Regions from separate parts of the Homo sapiens genome. Here region 2 is linked to region 1. The links are chromatin loops, found by intact Hi-C in ENCODE. Cell type or tissue: GM12878. All regions are shown on one strand.

Region 1 (2,500 bases):
TTCACATCTTTCTGTCCTAAGGATTTAAGACCATGAATTTGCAAATGCTCTGCCTGAAGTGTGTACTGAAGCTCTGGAGACCTCACCCGGATTCCCAGGGCCATAATTATCATAATAATGTACAAACGAGAATCTTTCTGTAAATTTAAACCACTGCATTTTCACTTCTTGCTTTGAATTTGGTTTTCTTGCAGCTGCTCCCTCCAGGGGAGCCAGAAGGCTTATTGTCCCAAGGCAGGAGAGGCTGTGTGAGACCTGGTTTTGAAAGCTTTGAGAAGAGAAGAAGTGCTGGGATTCCTTTATCTCCTCCATTAGCATATCAAGGACAAAGCCTAGAGGCTCTTAGGGATCCCCATGGTCTGCTTGGGGAAGACCAGGCCACCATTGAGAGTGGAGTCAGGGAGGCTCTGGGAGAGCAGCCAGCCCCATGGGAACCTAGAGAGTCATGGGAGAGAAAGGAGGAGGTACTAGAGGTTGGAAGGCCAATGAGGCAGAAGCTTGTTTTCTGATTTTTCTTCCTGGGCCCAAGTCTGGAAGATAGGGTGTTGGATCCATGAGGATATTCATGGCAAGGAGGAGGCTGTTGCCTCTGGCCCTGGAGCCCACCTTCAGAAAGGTGCCAGGAGGGTCAGCTGAGGAACCTTAAGTTTTCGCTTTCTCCTGAGTGGTACAGAGGCTGAATGAACTGCCCAAGGGCCTGGCCTGGGCAAGGGAAGGTGGCACTCAGGCCAACGGGCTGGCTGGAGGTGACAGCAATGGCAATCCAAGAGGGATCCTGCACCTCTAACAAGCCCCAAGATCAGACTGAGAGTTACCCTGGCCCCCAGGGGCTCCAGGGGCAGAGGTGACTGTGGGGACCCATGCATGCCAGGGGCACATCCAGGTGTTACTGGTGGAAGGTGTCCAGGTTCTTGGCGTCTTGAACAAATAATTGGACAAAACGCACAAAGTGAGGAAAGCAAAAGCACAGATTTATTGAAAATGATAGTACACTCCACAGTGTGGGAGCAGGCCGGAGCATAGGGGCTCATGAGCCCTGGTTACAGAATTTTCTGGGGTTTCAATACTCTCTAGACGTTTTCCACTGGTTACTTGGTATATGTTCTATGTATATGAAGACAATGAAGATAAGTTACAAAGTCATTTACTCAGAATGTGCCCAGAATATGTAAATGGAGAGGATGTTATTTGGTGTGTGCGGTCTATGTAAATGCAGAGGACGAATATGAAGTTACAAAGTGTAAATGGAGCGGATGTCACTTGGCGTGTGTGGTCTATGTAAATGGAGAGGATGTCACTGTGTGTGCGGTTTATGTAAATGGAGAGGATGAATGTGAAGTTACAAAGTGTAAACGGTGTAAATGGAGAGGATGAAGTGAGGTTACAAAGCCATTTATATTCCATTTGATTTTGTTCTAGGAAGTCAGCATGGATCAGCCTTACGTTCATGGCCTCCAGGCCCTATTCTCCTGCCTCACAGGGACCGGCCAGGATCTCTATCCTTACAGCACGTTGGAATGTATATGCTCCTCTCCCCACATCGCCTTAGGGAGCAGGCAGGTGTCAGGGGCAGCACAAGGACGGCCAACAGGACAGGTGCATAAGTAAGACTGATACAATTTGAGGGCTCAGCTCTGAGAATACTCTAAACAGGATCCAAATAACATTGTTGCCTCCTAACCAGCAGGTGGGAGCTCAAGAGAAAGACTAGACTTGTTCCACATTAAATAAGTAATAGTATTTTTTCCCTTGAACATCTTGATCATAATATCAATTAAATGTGTGGCCCTGATTCAATAGCTACCATTTATTGAGCATCTATTTTGTGCCAGACTTGCTGCTGGTATTTGATAGTGCAGTGCCTGACAAGTAGACACACTGGCTTAAATGTCATTGTTACTGGTATTATTGTTACAATGATGTTTTAATCCTCCCAATGTAATTAAGCCTTTATTATAAAGATCATAAGATGTTCACTTTACTTATTTCCTTGTCCTTTTCTTCCTCCGTGCATGCTTGCTTGCACGAGGGAAGTCACTAGTAATTGATTAACTTCCTACCCTAACCCCCAGGGCTGCCTGCAAGATTGATGAACTGTTTTTCTTTCAAAGAACAATGATCCTTAGGTCATGCAGACCTCCTTGATAGCATCTAGGAGTTTGTTTGGGCCGAGGAACTCAAACAGTTTTGAGTATTGGGGGAATCCATCTCCTGCATACCTGCTTTGCTCATAAAAGCCCCCAGTTATGTTAAAAGGCAGATTGGATTTGAGAGGCTGCTTCTCCTGCCTTCTTGCTTTAGCCGAGTCAAATAAACCTTCCTCTGCTTCTAAGTGCTGATGTGTCGGTGTTAGGTTTGCTGTATATCAGGTACATGAACCCAAAATTTGGGGTTTGATAACACTAACAGCTCTGCACAGTAAATATTGTCATCCAGTCTTACTAATGGGGAAAACATGTGCACAGGACTTGCCCAAGGTCACACATTTAATCAGTGGCAA
Region 2 (2,500 bases), 85 kb after region 1:
ACTTCCCTCAGCAAAAAGAGAACAGTGCCGCAGCCACAGGCAAGGTGGGTTAGAAAACCTGTCTGCTGGCAGATTATTGTCTGTAACTTGCCTCCTTAGTTCTTCCAACACTCTCTCCTTCCCCCTCCTCCCCTCCCATGGTCCAACCCTGAGGGTTCCAGCAGCAGCTGGGAGGTCTCCGATGTTATCTCAGAGCTCCCAATCTGCTGACATTTGAAAATCTTCTGGCTATAACTTGCTCACTTAGCGGCTGCTGCTCTGCAGCCCTGAGCCCTCCTAAAGGAGACCCTACACAGAAGAGTACAATGTAAACAGCCGTCGCCAGAGTCCCCCCAGCCAGAGATAGCCCTTGGGTACATTTTGCAATATTTTGTTTTGTTTGCTCTCAGACCGGACTTGCCCCCCTTTTTAGCACAGCCCAATTCTACTACGTATACTCCCTCCTTGTTCTTTTTGTTTGGCATTATATCCTAAGCATTTCCCTGCATCATCCAAGCTCTGTGGGATGTCATTTTTAACACCCACACAGCGTCCTCTGGTGTGGTTGTATGACAAGTCACTTAACTATTCCACACCCAAAGCCTCCCCTTTTCCAAACTCTTCCCTGGGACCTCCTGAAGGTAACAGCAAGATCTGAGCAGCGCTGGATGGATCCTGCTCTCAGTCCCCTGTCTGGGAACAACGCTGAGCCTTAACAGGGATGTCAGCTTCCTAGGGCTGCTGTAACAAATCCCACAAACTGAGTGCCTTCAAACATTGTCTGGTAGTTCTGGAGGTCAAAGGTGCAGAACGAGTTTCACTGGGCTGAAACCAAGGTAGGGCTGTGCTCTCTCCTGAGGCTTTAGGGGAGAATCTGCTTCCTGAACTTTTCTAGCTTGGAGAGCTGCATTCCTTGGCCCTTCGTCCCCCTTGCTTCTCTTCCAAGCCAGTAGTGTAGCATCCTCAGATCTCCCTCTGCTTTCGTCTTCACGTTGCCTTTCCTTTTCTGCAGTCAGATGTCCCTCTGTCCCTCTTATAAGGACATTTGTGATGACATTTAGGGCCTATGTGGGCGATCCAGGATCATCTGTAGATCTAGAACTTAAACTTTTTTTTTTTTTTTTTTTTTTTTAGATGTGGTCTCACTCTGTCACCCAGGCTGGAGTGCAGTAGCACCATTTCGGTTCACTGCAACTTCTGCCTCCTGGGTTCAAGCGATTCTCCTGTCTCAGCCTCCCAAGTGGCTGGGATTACAGGTGTGCACCACCATCTCCAGCTAACTTTTTTGTATTTTTAGTAGAGACAGGGTTTTGCCATGTAGGCCAGGCTGGTCTCGAACTGTTGACCTCAGGTGATCTGCCTTGGCCTCCCAAAGCGTTGGGATTACAGGCGTAAGCCACCGCGTCCGGCCACATTATTCTTATTTGCAAAACAAATACTTATCTGGCATCAAACAGATACTTTGCATCCGGCAAAAACAGGTGGAGGTGACTGAAGGCGAATGTGGGAGGTCATGGTGGGTTAATGATCGCCAGCGCTGTCCGGTGAAATCAACCACCTGTGACAAAGGTGGTTTTTCACTTTTACTGAACAAGCATGCTATTCTACAGTAAACTCCTTAACAAATGTAGCTTTTCAAGGTCCTTAGGACTATTACCTTTCAATATTATTGGGAAGTTCTTTGCTCTTCTTAGCAGACTGCGAAACTCAACTTTGTGATGACAAGATACAGAATAAATGCATATTAACTGAAATTCTAGGCTCACACCTATGTGAGCTTTTCTCTCTCTAACAAGATGTCAGGGCCGGTTCAGGGAGTTCATCTCCAGCCACCTGTGCTAATCATCGCCCATCCTTTCCAAGTATCTAATGACACTCCCAACCAAGGTCTCTATAATTTCCAGCCAAAAATGAGTTACAACATATGGAACATCTAATTTTCTGTTTCCATTCTAGTTATTTTATTCTTATGAGCTTGTGGGCTCCATCTACCAACCTCTGGGCAAATGCTCATCTGACTTCCATAGACACACAGCAAGCAGACAACCACACAAAGAGGAAGAGGGAGAATATTTACCAGCCATGGAACATCTGCTCTGTGCTTATATCTCATATGCATTATCTCTAATTATCAAAAGAAGGTATTATTATTATTATTGTTCCGCATTCACAGATGACAAACTGAAGATCAGATTGGTTAAATACTTGTCCAACATTAACTTAGCATTTGGGCATCATAGTTGGAATTAAAACTTGGGTCTGCTCATCTCCAAAAACACCCTAAGCCTTACCACACTCATGGGACACAGCTGCAGCTGCAGGTTCTGAAAGGAAAACTAAAACTTCAGAACCCAGTTCACTATGCCAAAAAGGCAAAAAAAAAAAAAAAAAAAAAAAGCCAAAAGCTGAGTCATGCAAGAAGCTGACTTTCCTTTTGCTCCTAAGTAGATAGCTACAGATAAAAGGTTAAATAGCTCCACAGGTAGCTACTGTATGTTCACCTTATCTTACGTAAACTGCT

What was found. A loop is a pair of places that touch in the nucleus more often than their neighbours do. Peaks named below come from ENCODE experiments on the same cell type or tissue, not always from the same donor. Only the 100,000 strongest peaks of a DNase experiment are listed, where the experiment ranks them.
Region 2: it touches region 1 in a loop (5-fold over the local background); 3 of 110 quality-filtered maps call a loop at or near these places.

The regions. Positions count from the first base shown.
Region 1 is chr14:95,576,010-95,578,509 of GRCh38, forward strand. The region is part of intron 1 of LINC02318 (long intergenic non-protein coding RNA 2318); the gene reads left to right. Among named protein-coding and RNA genes, the nearest start is that of LINC02318, 3.7 kb to the left of the region's middle. RefSeq lists enhancers at 1-732, 733-1,654. In GM12878, no CTCF peak of the experiment used is centred here; a DNase peak (open chromatin) is centred at 1,242; H3K4me3 peaks cover 352 bases; H3K27ac peaks cover 869 bases.
Region 2 is chr14:95,660,545-95,663,044 of GRCh38, forward strand. It overlaps TCL6 (T cell leukemia/lymphoma 6), which reads left to right. Exons shown (of 8, transcript NR_028288.2): 4 at 1,936-2,120. Among named protein-coding and RNA genes, the nearest start is that of TCL6, 9.7 kb to the left of the region's middle. In GM12878, no CTCF peak of the experiment used is centred here; DNase peaks (open chromatin) are centred at 1,507 and 2,347; H3K4me3 peaks cover 501 bases; H3K27ac peaks cover 1,855 bases.